2 separate regions of the Homo sapiens genome follow, and region 2 is linked to region 1. A link is an interaction called in ENCODE POLR2A ChIA-PET data of the cell type or tissue named here. Cell type or tissue: K562. All regions are shown on one strand. Links, peaks and the distances in the headings refer to the core of each region. The heading gives the core; the rest is flanking DNA.

Region 1 (11,168 bases), core at 4,073-6,572:
GGAATAACATCTCTAGTTATCACTTTGCCAGTGGCATTAAACTGCAAAAGAGTTAAAGAATATTGTTCCCATAGATTAAATTTTTACTCTTTTTTCTTATCAAAATTTGTTATTGTATTTGTGGGTATATAGTATGTGTATGTATTTATGCCTTATATGGCATATTTTGATTGAGGCCTACAATATGTAGTAATTACATTAGGGTAAATAAGGTATCCATCACCTCTAGCGTTTATCCTTTGTATTACCAACAGTATAATTATATGCTTTCATTATTTTAAAATGTACAATTAAATTGTTATTGACTACAGGATTTTTTTATGGTCATAATAATTATACAAAAATATAAATAAAATACAGCCAGGTGCAGTGGCTCATGCCTGTAATTCCAACACTTTGGGAGACCGAGGCAGGTGGAGTACTTGAGGTTAGGAGTTCAAGACCAGGCTGGCCAACATGGCAAAACCCCACCTCTACTAAAAATAAAAAATTAGCCGGGCATGGTGGCACATGCCTGGAGGCTGAGGCAGGAGAATCGTTTGAACGCGGGAGATGGAGGTTGCAGTGAGCCGAGATCACGCCACTGCACTCCAGCATGGGTGACAGAGTGAGACTCCATCTCAAAAAAAAAAAAAAAGAAGAAATACAAATAAAGTCCATACATTTCTGAGTCCTGAAAAATAATTAATAAATATTTGTCATATAGTTTTCTTTGAACATGTGGTCTCTCTGCCTGCAAGCATATAGACTTTTAGTTTTAATTTACATAGAGTTAAATATACTCATATTACTCTGAAGATAAACCTTAGGTGTAAGAAAAATATAAAGTGAGTGTTTTTGTCTGAGTATGAGTTTGTACACATTTTCAGAAGCAAAGAGCAATTATTGCAACAAAGGAAATTATTTTAATTAGGTGACTAACTAAACACCTTGAAAATGCTGAAAGCAAATCTATACTTTCTGCTTTGTATTCAGTTTATTAATGTAAACTGTTAAGGCTTATGATTCAGATTCTCCCCGGAATCTGCCTATTAAAGCACAGACAACTTTGTCTCCAGAAACAACACTCTTGAGTACAACAATAAAACCCCTCTTCAAACAGAAAAAAAAATAATTTTTAACAATTACCTTTATAAACATTCAACAAAATTAAATAATTGGATATATTTTTATTGTTCTGTGTGTGTGTGAATGTATAAAATGGTGCATACAGGAAAAATAAGCCAGAAGAAAGATGTTAGTTAATATTCACAGTGAATAAAACTGGAAAGTAGTTAATTATTAAATCCAGATGATAGCTTTGTTTATGTAGATAACAAAAGCAGCAGAAAGACTTTTTTTTTTCCCAGATGAAGTCTTGCTCAGTCGCCCAGGCTGGAGTGCAGTGGCATGATCTCGGCTCACTGCAACCTCCACCTCTTGGGTTCAAGCAATTCTCATGCCTCAGCCTTTTCAGTAGCTGGGATTACAGTCCGTGCCATCATTCCTGACTAATTTTTGTAGTTTCAGTAGAGACAGGGTTTCATCATGTTGGCCAGGCTGGTCTCAAACTCCTGACCTCTTGATATGCCCACATCAGCCTCCCACAGTGCTGGTATTACAGGCATGAACCACCGTGACCGGCAAAATACTATTTTAAAAGTTTATTTAGGTGGATAGACAACATTCTAAGATAATACCCTGGATTCTCAGTCTGTTGCACACCTGCTGTGTAATACTCTCCTCTTGAGTTTAAAAACATGTGTGACTGTGGTGGGAAATCATTCATGATATTAGGTTACTCATGTGTTAACTTTGTGTTTATCAAAATGGAGATTATCCTTATTGTGCTAAACTTAATCAGAGGTGCTTTTAAGAGAAAGAGACACATCACAGAAAAACACCCCTGCTGGCCTGAAAGTCAGTGACTTCTTCGTGGAACATGTAAGCTGCTTATGGTGGCCATATGGCGGGAAACATGTTTGTTTATTGTCATCATTCCTGCCTCCTGTATGTTGATTCCAGTAAGGAGAATAAGAGGATCGTATGGCAGAGGGGAAAAAAAGGACTCTCATTCATGCAAGAAATAAACACCTCTCACCTGGGATAGCTTAAGAGAAACAGGAGACCACAACAGGTCCACATTAATGGGAGGAAAAGGGTAACCTGGGTAAAAGTGCTCACTGGCATTATGGAACAGTATTTAGTAAGCTGTAGTGAATGATCAGCCTCTGGGATACCAATAGTCTACCAACAAGGCTGAACTCATTCTATTTCAATCAGCATGTCTGCACCATTCTGGCGACCCAGGTTTACACTATTCATTGAAGAAATACCATGAAGACCAGTGGGTAATGTCCTAGAATTGAACTTACTTCAAAAAGCATACCTAATTGTTTGTTTTTACATTTGAAAAACTTTTAAAACAATGAACTTATAATTAACTTCTAATTACAGAAGATTCTACTGTACTGTTACATGATTAAATTGTAAACACCTTAATATGAAGATTTTTTGAATGCATGATTAGTTATGTAGATAGTTTCTTTTAGAGTCACATGACCAAAGTAACAATTAGAGAAAACATTTGAAATGAGACAAAATTAACCAAAACCACATCTTTTCAAAGGCTTGGCATAATTGCCATATTTATGGAAATGGCCAGATGACTAACAAGAAACAAAAAGATTTTGGCTTTGCTCAATGATTGTTTTTGACCTTTTGAAATCTAAAATCCTGGCTAAAGTATTCAAAGGGAATATTTTGTAGGTGGCTTCCCAGGGTTTCCAAGTAAATGAAGGAGGGATTCTCTCTCTGTCACCCAGGCTGCAATGCAATGGTGCATTCTCATCTCACTGCAACCTCCACCTCCCTGATTCAAGCAAATCTTCCACCTCAGCCTCCCAAGTAGCTGGGATAACAGGCACCTGCCCTTATGCCCAGATAATTTTTGTATTTTTGGTAGAGATGAGGTTTCACCATGTTAACCAGGCTTGTCTTGAACTCCTGACCTCAGGTCATTCACCCACCTTGGTCTCCCAGAGTGCTGGGATTACAGGCATGAGCCACCATGCCCAGCCGGAAGAATTTTGATAGGCAGAAAAATGCAGATTATATACACTCATTGCTCTACTCTGATTTGCTTCAACGCTGAAAAATTGAAGATTGTAAATGTAGTCTCAATTTAGAGAAAATTATCAAAATATTTATTTTTCAAAAAAGCAAATGTATAAAATTAATGGGTATCAGGTGTCATTAGCTGCTAAAAAAATAGTATGACTAAATTTAGTAAGTATCTAGCTATGCAAATAACAGCCTAATTAAATTAACACCCTAATAGGTGCATGTGGAAAGCATTGCTGTGCACTGTGGTGCACCCAGACTCAGCATTTTCTTCTGCCTCTTCACAGAGATACCAATTCCCCCTGAGTTACTCAGTGTCCATACTGTTGTTAGAAATGCTTGTTCTCTGGTGCCATAAAGAAATAGTACTTGAAAATAAATTTAATTTTCTTAGCAAGGCCATTCTTTTTGCAAAAAGGGCACACTCACCAGCAGTTTTGCTACCAGAGTACACTGAACAAAAGAGACAGGGTCATTTATAACCTGATGTGTCCACCCTACTTTTATGTTTGGTTTTTATTGGCTGAAAAGAGACTTCACATTCTGTATTTTTCCCGATTGTTTAGCAACTTAGAACTTTTTTTTTTTTTTTTTTTTTTTTTAAGACGGAGTCTCGCTCTGTCGCCCAGGCTGGAGTGCAGTGGCGGGATCTCGGCTCACTGCAAGCTCCGCCTCCCGGGTTCACGCCATTCTCCTGCCTCAGCCTCCCAAGTAGCTGGGACTACAGGCGCCCGCAACTACGCCCGGCTAATTTTTTGTATTTTTAGTAGAGACGGGGTTTCACCGTTTTAGCCGGGATGGTCTCGATCTCCTGACCTCGTGATCCGCCCGCCTCGGCCTCCCAAAGTGCTGGGATTACAGGCGTGAGCCACCGTGCCCGGCCAACTTAGAACTTTTTAAAGGAGGCAAATGCAGAGGAGAACAAAGAAAGGAGGAAGTAACTTGTGGAATGCTGAGACAGGTAAAAACACCTTCAAATAAGGAAGAGTAACAGGCTGTGACCTAATGCTTGCTTGGACCAGTATAAGCATGCCAAGGCAAATATTTAGGCTAAATTATGGAAGCTAAGAACATAAAGTCCATTGATTTTTTTGTTATGGCTAGCAGATATTTAAGAATGTTAGCACAGGTCTTTGAATAAACTTTGCTTCTAAGAGAAGTTACTATTTATTCCTAATTAGACGGGGAGGAAAGTCTTTGAAGAGGAACCTCTACTTCACTTTTTATACTGGGAACTGAGAATGCTGTGTTCAGAGTGATTACCGAAAACATGGTTAATACACTTCTTCCATATGATAATAAAATGTTATAAATCTTACTCTGCCTCAGAAAAGCTTTTACTAAAACATTATCTATAGTACTCAATTAGAGTTCATGGAAAATTTCAATATTCCAAATAATTCAGACAGTTAAATGTCAATGAAATCCCATAAAACATTTGAATAAGATAAGTCTTCTTAGCAAATAATTTTATATTACTGGTAAATTTAGAAAAAAAAAATAGAAAACCAGGCCAAATGTGGTGGCTCACACCTGTAATCTCAGCACTTTGGGAGGCTGAGGTGGGTGGAAATCCCATCTCTACTAAAAATATAAAAATTTGTTGGGCGTGGTGGCACATGCCTGTAATCGCGGGTATTGAGAAGGCTGAGGCAGGAGAATCGCCTAAACCTGGGAGGTGGAGGTTACAGTGCGTGGAGATGGTGCCACTGCACTCCAGCCTGGATGACAAGAGCAAAACTCCATCTCAAAAAAAAAAAAAAAAGGATTTTTTTTTGTTTTTTTTTTTCTGTGTTGACTTACTTTACTTAGCATAATATCTTTCAGGTTCATGAATGTTGCAAATAACAAGATTGTCTTACTTTAGGGGCTGAATAGCATTTCATTGTTTACATACACCATATTTTCTCTCTTCATTCACTTCTTGATGGACACTTAGATTAATACCTTAGCTATTGCGAGTAATCCACTTCTTTCCTTCTCTTTTGTTTTTGTTTCGTTTTGTGTGAGACGGCGTCTCTTTCTGTCGCCCAAGCTGGAGTGTAGTGGCATGATGTCTGCTCACTGTAAACTCTGCCTCCCAGGTTCAAGTGATTCTCATGCCTAAGCTTCCTGAGTAGCTGAGATTACAGGTGTGTGCCACCACACCAGGCTAATTTTTGTATTTTTAATAGAGGCAGGCTTTCTTTATGTTGACCAGGCTGCCTTTCATTTGTTTGTATATTTCTTTCTCCCTTTCCTTCTTTATTTCTAGAAGTATTTTACTTTTAAAATATAAATTATGACTGTTATAAACCTTCATTTCTCTGTCTTTGCTTACTATTATGGCTGATTAAAAATAAGTTTTTTGAAATTTCCTGGATAAAGTTATTATTTCATTATTAACATAACGAGAAAATATAGAAAGGAAAACCAACATTTGTTAGTAAAACAGAAATTATCTAGCTACTGGTAGTGATTTAGTCTCTCACCCAACATGAATGCTACATCTTGGTGTCATCTCTCCCAGTCGTATGAAAGAGGCTACTGATCAAATTGGTCAGCATAAAATTTTGTGAAGTTTAACACCTTTGTTCTAAAAATTAAGCTGATCTATTACCAAAAAAGTAGATTTTTTGATATGTATAATTTGACTCTATTTAAATTCCGCAGAAAAATTAAACTGACAACATATATTTAAAAGTTTTTTGAGGGCTGGGTGCGGTGGCTCATGCCTGTAATCCCAGCACTTTGGGAGGCCAAGGCGGGTGGATCTCGAGGTCAGGAGATTGAGACCATCCTGGCTAACACGGTGAAACCCCGTCTCTACTGAAAATACAAAAAATTAGACGGGAGTGGTGGTGGGCGCCTGTAGTGCCAGGTACTCGGGAGGCTGAGGCAGGAGAATGGCGTGAACCTGGGAGGCGGAGCTTGCAGTGAGCTTGTGCCACTGCACTCCAGCCTGGGTGACAGAGCGAGACTCCATCTCAAAAAAAAAAATTTTTTTTGGAAATTAAAAATGCTTAAGAAACATATTTATAGAAACTAAAAGTAAAAATAATTTTAGATTCTTAGAGAACATCTCTAAAATACTTCAAGTTATCCTCTGAGAGTATATATATATATATATGTATATATATGTGTGTATATATATAAACACACACATATATATACATATATATATATATATACATATGCATGCATATTTTTTTTTGTTTTTTTCTTTTTTTGAGACAGAGTTTCACTCTTACCCAGGCTGAAGTGCAATGGCAGAATCTCTGCTCACTGCAACCTCCACCTCCCGGGTTCAAGTGATTCTTTTGCCTCAGCCTCCTCAATACCTGGGATTACAGGCACTCACCATGCCTGGTTAATTTTTGTATTTTCAGTAGAGATGGGGTTTCACTATGTTGGCCACAGTGGTCTCGAACTCCTGAAATCAAGTGATCTGCTTGCCTCAGCCTCCCCAAAGTGCTGGGATTACAGGCGTGAGCCACTGCCCAGCCAAGTGTTCAACTTTTCTGCATCAATTATCTCAGCTCAGAAAATTTAAATCAGCCAATTAGCTTACCTCAGGGGATTCCAAGCAGCTCATTAGCACTCCCCAGGAGAATCCAATCAACAAATTAGCTTAGCCCAGCTGATTAGCCCAGGTGATTTCTTTTCTTTACTTTTCTTTTTCTTTTTTTTTTACAGGAACACAGATTTGATGTTTTAATAAAAAAAAAAATACGATTTCTGCAAAAGGTGCTTAACACGGCCCAGGACGGGCTGTCCGGTGGAGTCAGCCCTAGGACCCCTGAAGGATGCATAAAGACAGAGCCGGCTCGCCAGCACGCTCCTGCCAGCACCGGGACCCACTGCGAGCCACTGCGGGGTGTCCTTCATTAAAAAAAAGTCTGGATTGTGACATTGCAAAAGGAGTCTGAAAGCCATATGCCCAATTCCTGAATCCCTACGTTAGAACTGAGAGTTTAGGCTGGGCACGGTGGCTCACGCCTGTAATGCCAGTATTTTGGGAAGCTGAGGCGGGTGGCTCACCTGAGGTCAGGAGTTCAAGACCAGCCTGACCAACATGATGAAACCCCGTCTCTAATAAAAACTTGCCCGTAATCCCAGCACTTTGGGAGGCCTAGGTGAGCGGATCACGCGGTCAGGAGATCGAGACCATCCTGGCTAACACGGTGAAACACCGTCTCTAATAAAAATACAAAAAAAATTAGCTATGTGTGGTCATGGGCGCCTGTAGTCCCGGCTACTTGGGAGGCTGAGGCAGGAGAATGGTGTGAACCCAGGAGGCGGAGCTTGCAGTAAGCCGAGATTGCGCCATTGCACTCTAGCCTGGGCGACAGAGTGAGACTCTGTCTCAAAAAAAAAAAAAAAAAAAAAAAAAAAAAAAAAAAAATTAGCTGGGCATGGTGGCGCATGCCTGTAATCCCAATTACTTAGGAGGCTGAGGCAGAAGAATCGCTTGAACCCGGGAGGTGGAGGTTGCAGTGAGCCGAGATCGCACCACTGCACTCCAGCCTGGGTGACAGAGCAAGATTCCATACCAAAAAAAAAAAAGTGAGTGCTTAGCTGGAGTGAGGAGGAAATACTGAATTCCTAGGTCAGGAATTCATTTCATTTTCACCAAGCGCAGATATCCCAGCTCCTGAACAAGGCCAAGACCGAGGGTCTGGCACCGGGCACGTGTAAGAAAGGACTGTTTTAAGAACCTTATTACACAAAGCTCTTATTTCTGGATCCACCACTGCTTACATTTGCACCCAGACACCACTTCTAGGTGCAAGAAGAAAGATCAGGACATAGAGAAAAATGCACACAGAACGATGAGGGAGGATGACGAGGGAGAAAGCCTGCATCAGAGCACTAGCCCAGATGATTTCTAACAGCCAACTAGCTTTTTCTAGGGGACACCAATCAGCCAGTTAGCTCAGCTGATGTGAATCTTATAACCCGATTAGTTTAGCACAGGTGATTTTAAACCACCGATTAACTCAGCTCAGGTGATTTCAATCAGCGAATTAGCTCAGCCCAGGTGATTTCAATCAGCTACTTTATCAACCCAGGTGAATTCAATTAGCCAATTAGCTCAGTCTAGGTGATCCCAATCACCTAATTATCTAGTGGCTACAGATTCATTAAGGTATGCCCAAAATTGTAAATGTAAATAGCCCATGAACACCAAGAAGAAATGCAGGGCCCTATATGCTAACCTGGACAGTATGTATAACACAGCTTTACTGTCACTTTATTTACAAGGCCTGAAACCTGAAGCTGAAGCTTTACGTTTATATAAACAACACTGTATGGCTATGTTTCATTCTGACATGCTATTGAGCAAAAGAGAAGGCAATTAATTCTGCATCTGCATCCTTAGTATATGCTCTATATTTTAAAAAGTGGGAAAATATTGTATGTATACATTAATATTTACATAGATACATTCATATAAGTTTGTGAGTGTTTATGTAGCTACCATATGTGTACATATATTCATACACATACCTAAGTGTATATAAATATATATATGAAGCTGTAACAATTTTTGTATTTATATTCATACAAAATAAAGATGTTGAATGTGGAAGTATTGATAGCTATTGCTACAAACAGTAATACAGAACCTTCCATACCTGTATAAAAATATTTTCTCTATAGACTACTATATCTAGAATAGTACAGAAATAGAGGAATGCTCTAATATACATCCTGCTGCAGTTAATATATTCAAAGGGAGCATTGGGCTTTGTTTTGCACTTCTGGAAGATGAAAATTTACTAAGACCATTGGAGTTATTTACTGCCATGTCAGGGTTGACTTTTCTTTTATTGTTGTACATAGGGTCAGAGATGAACCAGCCCCAGTCCAAAGGTCTAACCTAAATATGAGAATACTTATTCTTTCTCTTTAGAACTTCCATCGAACAAGAACTGTATTTATTTCCAAAAGTGTGTGATGTAAAATCACACTATTGTCTTTCGGTCTTTGTGGCAGAAGTTGGGTATTTATGGTAATGAAAAAGAAGTCTATGTCTCTTTTTAGAAGACAGATGGTGATGGAAGCAAATATAATGGTACATGGTACTTGGCCACATTTCAAATGGGTGATATTGAATAGTCGCTGAAGTGCCACAGGTGGCTTTTATTTCCCAGGTCAAATCTTCTTTGTGAGGAAGGCTCAGCCCACTGTTGTCAAGCATTTCTGGTAATTTCTAGATAGATGAACAAAATTTCACTGGGCTGGATTAATGAGACCAGGTTTAAAAACACCCAGGTTCCAGGTTATTAAAGACATTGTTAAATTTGTATTAAAAAAAGTGGCATGGTGTGCGGCTTGGTTTGAATAAATCTTCACTGAGCTCAGTAGCTGATTACCTAACCTGTAGGTAAAGGAATTGGAAAAACCTCTGACCAAGTTTATTTTATAGGCTTCTTTCTGTACATGTAGATATAAAATAGGTGGCTAGATAAACATATACACATGAAATGAGTCACACGTGTATGTCTACGTAATGTTTATTTCTGCATATGACTCTCAAAAAAAAAGCCTCAGGAATAAAGTCAGATGACATCTCGGTAAGCTACCCTGAAGCTGAGGTAAATCAAATAAGCAAATTAGCAGAAGTCGGGTGATTGCAATCAGTCAATTTGCACAGCTCAGATGATTCCAACCAGCGAAGTAGCTCAGCCCAGGTGGATACAATCATCCAATTATCTAAATGATGACTGGCTTTGTCAAGGCAGGACCCAAATGGTGGATGTGTACAGAACATGCACACATTGAGGAGAAATGCAGGGCGCTGAAATACTAACATGGACAGATGTGTTGTACATGGCTTTATTTTCAGCTTCTGTGGTCTTGCCCTTGAAGATAAAGCTTTGTTGATATTTACATAAAAAACATTGTATGAATATGTTCCATTCTGACATGTTATTTAGCAAAAGAAAAAAGAAGTAATTCTACATCAGCATCTTTAGTACATGCTAAAAGATTAAAAATGTTTTTTGGGAAATTTGTTTTGTATAAATATTTATATAGAAATATTTATTTAATTCTCTATGTGAGTGTTTGTCTTCCTATGTACATTTATATCTAGATGTGTCAATCTTTGTATCGATATGCATTGCTATGAATAGTAAGATAAAAAGTAACTTCTGGCTGGGCACTGGGGCTCACACCTGTAAGCCCAGCACTTTGAGAGGCTGAGATGAGTAGATCGCCTGAGGTCAGGAGTTCAAGACCAGCCTGGCCAACATGGTGAAAAGCCATCTCTTCTAAAAAATAAAAAAATTAGCCAGGCTTGGTGGCAGGTATCTATATTTCCAGCTACTTGGGAGTCTGAGGCAGGAGAATTGCTTGAACCCAGGAGGCAGAGGTTACAGTGAGCCAAGATTGAACAACTACACTCCAACATAAGCAATAGAGCAAGATTCAATCTCAAAAAGCAAACAAAAAAAAACCCCAAAATGATGATATGTAAAACCTTTAAAGTTCTTTTATAGAATATAAAAAATATGTAAATTCACATACATCTGAGAGATACACCACATAAAATAATTTTAATATCAATAACAAACTGGAAAATATAGAGGCATGGTTTATGTATTCAACTGAAGTTGTTATGAAATTTAAAAATATTGTTTTAACTTTAAGATGTATGTCATTTCCAGCTGTCAAAATGATTACAAAGATAATATTTATAGAAAGTATGCAAAAGAAAACAAAAAATAATCAAATCATGCCAGTACAAAATTAAATGAAAGTTAAGAAAGTAAATAAGGAAAAGAGAAAAATATAACTACTAGAAACACACAAAACAATATCAGTATAACTAGTAATAACAACATCATTTCCCTAAGCAATCATTTTAAATATAAATTAATTAAACTACTTAATAAAATGAAATGTAATCTTAGGATTTTGGAAGGCCAAGGTAGGCTGATCACTTGATCCCAGGAGTTCAAGACCAGAATTCTCAATAAAGAATACAAAAAAGGTAGCTGGGTGTGATGGCACATACTTGTAACCCAGCTACTTGAGAGGCTGAATGAGAGGATCATCTATCTGAGTTTGGGAGGTTC
Region 2 (7,785 bases), core at 799-3,298, 440 kb before region 1:
TGGCTCACGCCTGTAATAACAACACTTCAGGAGGTCGAGGTGGATGGATCACTTGAGGTCAGGAGTTGAAGACCAGCCTGGCCAAAATGGGGAAACCCCATCTCTACTAAAAGTACAAAAATTAGCTGGGTGTGATGGCGAATGTCTGGTTTTCTGTTTCTGCATTAGTTTTCTGAAATAATGGTCTACAGCTTTATTGATGTTATTGCAAAGGACATGATCATTTATTTTTAAATGGCCAGAGAGTATTCCATGATATTTATGTACCATATTTTGTTTTTACTAAATCTTTTATTTTATTTTATTTTTGGAGACAGAGTGTCACTTATTGCCCAGGCTAGAGTGCTGTGGAGTGATGCAGCCTTATTTAGCCTCAACCTCCCTGGCTCAAGCAATTCTCTCCTACCTCATCCTTTCACGTAGCTTGATCTACACGCTGGTGTTACCACGCCTGGCCAATTTTTCTCTTTGTATTTTCTGTGGAGACAGGATTTTGCAATGTTGCCCAGGTTGGTCTTAAACTTCTAAGCTCAGGCAATCCACCTGCCTCAGCCTCCCAGAGTGCTGGGATTACAGGCATGAGCCACCGCATCTGACCATACCGTGTTTTCTTTATCCAGTCTACCACTGATAGGGCCTGTCCATGTCTTTGCTATTGTGAATAGTGCTGCAATGAACATACATATGAATGTATCTTTATAATACAATAATTTATATTTCTTTGGGTATATACCCAATTATGAGGTAGAGTATAAGCATTCCCTTTTCTCTGCAACCTTGCCAGCATCTGTTATTTTTTGACTTTTTAAAAATAGCCATTCTGACTGGTGTGATGTGGTATCTCATTGTGGTTTCTCTTAATTTCTCTAATGATTAGTGATGAGCTTTTTTTTTTTCATATGCTTGCTAGCCACATGTATATGTTCTTTTGAAAAGCATCTATTCATGTTTTTTTGGCCTATTTTTTAATGAGATTTTTTTTTTCTTGTAAACTTGTTTAAGTTCTTAATAAATTCTGGATATTAGACTTTTGTCAGAGGCAAAGTTTGCAAATTTTTTTTATTCTGTAGGTTGTCTGTTTACTCTGTTAATAGTTTCCTTTGCTGTGAAGAAGCTCTTTAGTTCAAATAGGTCCCATTGTCAATTTTTGCTTTTGTTGCAATTGCTTTTGGTAGCTTCATCATGAAGTGTTTGCCAGTTTCTGTGTCTAGAATGGTACTTCCTAGGTTATCTTGCAAGGTTTCTTACAATTTTAAGTTTTTCATTTAAGTCTTTAATTAATCTTGAGTTGATTTTGTATATTGTGTAATGAAGGGGTCCACTTTCAGTCTTCTACATAGTGCTAGCTAGTTATTCCAGCACCATTTATTAAATGGAGAATTCTTTCCACATTTCTCTTATCAGCTTTGCCAAAAATCTGATGATGGTAGGAGGGTGGCATTATTTCTGGGCTCTCTATTCTGTTGCATTGGTCTTGTGCACTCATGAACTTTTTTTTATAATATCTTTCTCTCTTCTGCTTTTTCCCCCATAAGCATTTTTTCAAGTGCATACAGTGTGTAAAATTCTGATGTCCAAGAGTTCAAAAACTCTTTAAAAAGTTCCAAAAAAGGGGATTGGGGGGCTAGGGGAGGGACAGCATTAGGAGAAATACCTAGTGTAAATAATGGTTTGATGGGTGCAGCAAACCTTCATGGCACGTGTATACCTATGTAACAAACCTGCACGTTATGCACATGTACCCCAGAACTTTAAAGTATAATAAATAAATAAAAAGCTTAAAAAATATTTTGATATTCTCTCTTTTCTTAAGGAATTTAGGTTATATGTAGATGCTTTTCTCTGCTTTTTTTGAAATACATGTAAATCATATGAACAGCTAAATAAACCCTTTGTCATTTTCTCGGGTCCAGATTATCTTTATGTAGTACTTCAGAATTATTGCTTTATTTTTGCTTCTGAAAAGTTTATTTTTTTCATTTTTAGTCCTTTAAATTAGACACAGATTTGTTTAGATAAAAGCTCATTTTAAGAGCACACAGAAGCTTAGCAGAAAGATAGGATTAAATTTAGCAATGCAGAATGCTAAAGACTAAAAGGTATTAAGTTTCTTTTACAGAAACCTGATTATCCAAGGTAATTATCCAATATTTGCAGGCTGAAGTACTTATACTGCAAAAGCAAGAACAGTGCATAAACAGTGGAGTCTGTAGTTGTATCTTGCTTTCTATTTATTACTTCAGAACAATTAGGATAGTTATGTGTAGGGTTTGTAGGCAAACTGCATTAATATAAATTAAACATTTTTTTTTTCGAGGTGTTTTGCTCTTGTTGTCCAGGATGGTGTGCAATGGTTTGATCTCGGCTCAGGCAAACTCTGCCTCCCAGGTTCAAGCAATTTTCCTGTCTCAGCTCCCAGTAGCTGGGATTACAGGCATGCACCACCAGGCCCAGCTCATTTTGTATTTTTAATAGAGATGCGGTTTTTCCATGTTGATCAGGCTGGTCTTGAACTCCTGACCTCAGGTGATCTGCCTGCCTCAGCCTCCCGAAGTGATGGGATTACAGGCATGAGCCACCATGCCTGGCCTTTTTTTTTTTTTTTTTTTTTTTTTTTAAAAAACAGTCTTACTCTGTTGCCCAGGCTGGAGTGCAGTGGTGTAATCTTGGCTCACTGCAATCACTGCCTTCTGGTTTCAAGTAATTCTCCTGCCTCAGCCTCCCGAGTGGCTGGGAATACAGGCATGCACCACCATGTCCGGCTACTTTTTTGTATTTTTAGTAGAGACAGGATTTCACCATGTTGGTCAGACTGGTCTCGAACTCCTGACCTCAGGTGATGCACCTGCTTCAGCCTCCAAAAGTGCTGGTATTACCGGTGTGAGCCAAAAACAATATTTTCTACAATAGTATGAACATAAAGCCACAATACTTACTTTGAATGATTCACTTAAATGGTTATTTTAATATTGTTATTTATACTTTTGAAATATAAAGTGTTTTAACTGAAGTATAGTTGCAGTTTTTAAAAATACTACATACATTGCCGAGTGCAGTGGCTCACACCTGTAATTCCAACACTTTGAGAGGCTGAGGCAGGTTAATTACCTGAGGTCAGGAGTTCGACACCAGCCTGACATGGTGTAACCCCATCTCTACTAAAAATAAAAAATTAGCTGGGTGTGGTGGCACGCGCCTGTAATCCCAGCTACTTGGCAGGCTGAGGCAGGAGAATCGCTTGTTCCTGGGAGGCAGAAGTTGCAGTGAGCTGAGATTGCACCATTTCACTCCAGCCTGGGTGACAGAATGAGATTGTGTCTCAAAAAAAAAAAAAAAAGCTACATATATTATGACCTGTTCATTAAAATTATTCATAGTTAGATATTTATATCTAATGTCCAAAGAAAATTTACTACCAAATTGTTAGAGTAGATATTAGTCTGACATGTTTATTACTTTACTCAATAGGAATAATTATGAGTAAACACAATTTTATTATCTTTTATTTCACTAAGTTGGAATGCTGCTATTACAGGAAAAATAAAGACAGGTGATGTGGCCACCCAAACACCATAATAGCTATTCAGTTAGCTGTGTTGCAAGTTGTAACATATTCCACTATATGAACACAGTCAAATTCTATTTCTTCATCTTAAAGTGTTGTTGGAAGTTGTCAGATGTATTTCAATATAGAACCCCCATTCAGTGGCTAGGAGATGAGAGAGCAGCAGAGATGGAAAAGAAACTTTATAAAATTCTTCTGAAAATCTGCCCTCTTTCTTCGTAATGCTCATGTTTCTCATGATGAGAGCAGCTGTGTACTTTGGGTGGTTAGAGAGAAATTGCTTTTAGGGGAACATTTTCTGGCTCATTTGATCAATCTGATATCTAACCTGAGCTTTTTTAAAAGATCTTTTTTACATTTTTCTCTCAAAATAATCTGGCTCAGATGGAGATCTGTTTTTCTCTCCAATGCTTTGGATGTCTGTTTCAGAAGCCCTATTACTATCCTATGGTGTCCAAATGAGGTGGACTCTCACAGTGAGAACTTTTGGAGCTATCTCTATCTGGACTCATGCTGGAAATTCAGCAGTATTTTTTCCTTGTCACCATTACAAGTAGAAACTGAGGCTGAAACACTGCTCACATTCCCATGATTGTGAAGGTGCAATTCTACCCATGAGGCCTGCAGGCTCTCCTCCTGCAGCTCAGGCCTCACTCTGATGTGACACTGGAGTGCTGCTGTGGCAAATGGGGTTCATATAAAATGTGAGCTGTGCTCTGAACTGTGCCTCAGTGGCAGATGGTAGAGGTCAAGAGAGGAAGGACACTAGCATTCAGGAGAAAGCAAGCAGGAGTGCTGTAGCCCAGTGCCAGGGAGTACAGAGCCACTGCTTTAAAATGTAAATAGCCAAAAAGATAGAATGCTACTCAGCCATTTTTGTAGCAGAGTGAAATCCTGCCTTCAGCAGACACCTGGCTTCAAGCTGCTAAACTACATCCTGTTATGAAGATGTGAAAAGTTTGTCATTGAATATAAGCAATTAACATACACAGATGGCCTCTTCAATCTCCAGGTGAATTTAGGATGAACTATGTATGACATGGTGCTGGAAATTCTTCTAATTGTAGACTAATTATGGTGACCATCTTTCTGTCTTTGGAGCCTCTTAAGCAGATTGACGATGATGCATATCACATTCAAGTTCAATTGTGTAATAAAACCATTTTCTTTCTTTTGTCTTATTGTGAAGATTTTCTGGGGCTGGAGGAAATTTTTCTTTTAATTATTGTTTCCAAACACTGTCTAGAATTACCAGACATGATACAAACACATAAAGTGCCATCCAAAATTTACTCTAGAGGGGACTTTCCCTCTCTGGCTTCCAGTCAGCTCAGAGTTGTGCAGCAAAGTGCATGCTGTCCCCTAAATATGCAGGCAGAATTGTGTCTCTGCCTTTTTGGCATCTATAGTCCTCTACAGTCACTTCTAGAGAGGCTAGATCACATTTCTACCAACTTCACTGGGCAGTGATCAATCGTTTTATCTCTCTTAGAATGACTCTTGCATCTTCAGACCTGAAACTGATTCAGACATCATGGAGCTCACAGACCGAATCAGAGTAACGTGTGCATTGAATAGATGTGTAGACAAGAATCTCCACTTTCCCCTTTGTCTTTTTGCTAAAATCCTTACAAATGTGCAGGTAACACCTGCTGCTACTCCAGCCATTCAGGTCCTAAATCTGCAGCTCCACATTTTGAATCCAAGTTTTTGAGATTTGGGAAATAAAAAACTTTTATCTGACAAATGTAAGTCCTTTTGATTATCAAACTCAGAGAGACGTTGAAAATAAAGTGCAGTTATGTATTTCTCCTCCCTTTGAACTATGTATTCATCTCTTGAAACTGTTCACTATTGTCACAGGTAGCTATAAATTAAGCTAATAGTGCCACATTGGACACTATATCCCATACCCTAAACCATAACTATATATATATATATATATTATTATATATATATATATATAATCAAGTTTATTTCTGTTAATAAATAAAAATATCTGACAACTTTGTATCAGCCCACTGTGTCCCTGTTTTGTTGTCTTTACCAATCCTCTTATAACTGCTGCTAATCAAAGTGTAGATTCCAGGCAACTTGAATCTTTGCTCCCAGGTTATAATCCTTAAGCTTGACCCAAATAAACTGTCTACTTATATTCATGTTGTGTCAGCTTTTTTTTCTTTCATGTAGACTTACCATTTAGAATGTGCTAGAGCAGCCTCTATGAGGGGATCTTTTCTTTGATTGTATTCCACTTGCTGTAACACCAAAGGATGCAGAGCCAGGTGGATCCTACCTAGAATCTGCAGATAAGTTCTGGCCTCTACCACAGATTTACAAAAAAGGGCCGGACTTTGGATTGTGAACGTACAGAAAACTAACAAAAGGCATTTTCTGTATTGTGAGATGTCAGCATAGACATCCTACAGCCCCCATTTGGGAATGTGGCTCTGTGAGATTTTTCACATCTTGTTCATTGACCTGCTACAGTTATGTCAGAGGCTCTAGGAAGAAATAGAATCTGATGGCAGAATCTGTAAGTGTAAATAAGCATCTTAGGAGTGAGAGATCAAGGCCACAAAGTATCCAGAGCCATGACCACAACTATATTTACCTGTAAAATGGGATACTGGAGTAGAGTATTTTTGTTCTTTCTCTTACCCAAAGAGCTAGCAAATCAGAACAGGTGATCCAGGTTCTGGAGCTCCACCAGTGCAGTTCTGTTTTTTATTTAGAATCAGCCCGAGTCTCTCCAGCCTGGCTTATCATTGGGCCATCAGCCCTGGGACACTGGGAATTCTCTCACAGTCTCCTAGGTGTATTTGAGGTATTTGAGGATGTCCAGAGCAGAATTGTGTCAGGCTGAAAAGTGTGGTTAATTCTGCTTCTGTCTCAGTGTAAGAGAAATGAGTCATCCTGTGTTTGTTCATCCTCTCATACAAGAGGTTTCTTTGGTTGGTACCAAGATGAGAGTTTCTCCAGTTTCTGGTGCTTGAATGAAACAAGGATGAGATCTGGAGACCCAAATAGATAAAGTATTTCCTTACATCTCATATAACCATTAAAAAAAATGAAGCAGTCATGGTTCCTACAATCCAGAAACTTTTAGTCTAGATTAGCTACTGGATAAATAATTGAATTATGTGTCATATGGTTGGTGCAATAAATAGATGTGTCCAAAATCTTGGGCTTTATTTAGACCACTTTCTTTATATTGTTGTGACTTGTGATGTCTACACCTGTAGGGATATTCATGAACAGAAGAATTGTTATTATAATTAATTTTTGGTTTTTTGAGATAGAGTCTCTGTCGCCCAGGATGGAGTGCAATGGCGGGATCTCAGCTAACTGAAACCTCGGCCTCCCGGGTTCAAGTGATACTCCTGTCTCAGCCTCCAGAGTGTCCGGGATTACAGGTGCCCACCACCATGCCCAGCTAATTTTTTGTATTTTTAGTAGAGATAGGGTTTCACCATGATGGTCAGGCTGGTCTTTAACTCCTGACCTCAGGTGGTCTGCCCGCCTCGGCCTCCCAAAGTGCTGGGATTACAGGCAGGAGCCACCGCGCCCAGCCACATATTTATTTTCTAATAAAATTAGCCTAGGAAGGCCTGGTGCAGTGCCTCACACCTGTAATTTTAGCACTTTGGGAGGCCGAAGCGGGCAGATCACAAGGTCAGGCGTTCCAAACCAGACTGGCCATTATGGTGAAACGCTGTCTTTACTAAAAATACAAAAATTAGCTAGGCATGGCGGCACACGCTTGTAGTTTCAGCTACTCGGGAGGATGAGTCAAAAGAACAGCTTGAACCTAGGAGGCGGAGGTTGCAGTGAGCCAAGATCATGCCAGTGCGCTCCAGCCTGGGCGACAGAGCTCCAAAAAGAAAATAAAAATTACCCTAGAAAACCTTTGGGGATTTGTTTAAATTGCATAGTAGTGTATAGTATAAAGTTGACAGGGCGGTGGCTAGAAAATATAAAAATTACAGAAACAGGCCGGGCGCAGTGGCTCACGCCTGTAATCCCAGCACTTTGGGAGGCCGAGGCAGGTGGATCACGAGGTCAGGAGATCGAGACCATCCTGGCTAACACGGTGAAACCCCGTCTCTACTAAAAATACAAAAAAATTAGCCGGGCGTGGTGGTGGGCGCCTGTAGTCCCAGCTACTTGGGAGGCTGAGGCAGGAGAATGGCGTGAACCCGGGAGGCGGAGTTTGCAGT

Evidence for each region. ChIA-PET counts read pairs that join two places held together with the same protein. Peaks named below come from ENCODE experiments on the same cell type or tissue, not always from the same donor. Only the 100,000 strongest peaks of a DNase experiment are listed, where the experiment ranks them.
Region 2: POLR2A ChIA-PET joins it to region 1 with 9 read pairs; 2 of 35 experiments call an interaction of 5 or more read pairs at or near these places.

What each region holds. Positions count from the first base shown.
Region 1 is chr19:20,305,985-20,317,152 of GRCh38, forward strand. No RefSeq gene overlaps it. Among named protein-coding and RNA genes, the nearest start is that of MIR1270, 88 kb to the right of the region's middle. RefSeq lists enhancers at 4,665-5,165, 5,166-5,666. In K562, for the core only: no CTCF peak of the experiment used is centred there; no DNase peak of the experiment used is centred there.
Region 2 is chr19:19,867,071-19,874,855 of GRCh38, forward strand. All of the region lies in intron 1 of ZNF253 (zinc finger protein 253), which reads left to right. It overlaps LOC124904664 (a long non-coding RNA gene), which reads right to left and starts at 3,407. Exons shown (of 4, transcript XR_007067169.1): 1 at 1-3,407. It also overlaps the pseudogene BNIP3P10. In K562, for the core only: no CTCF peak of the experiment used is centred there; no DNase peak of the experiment used is centred there.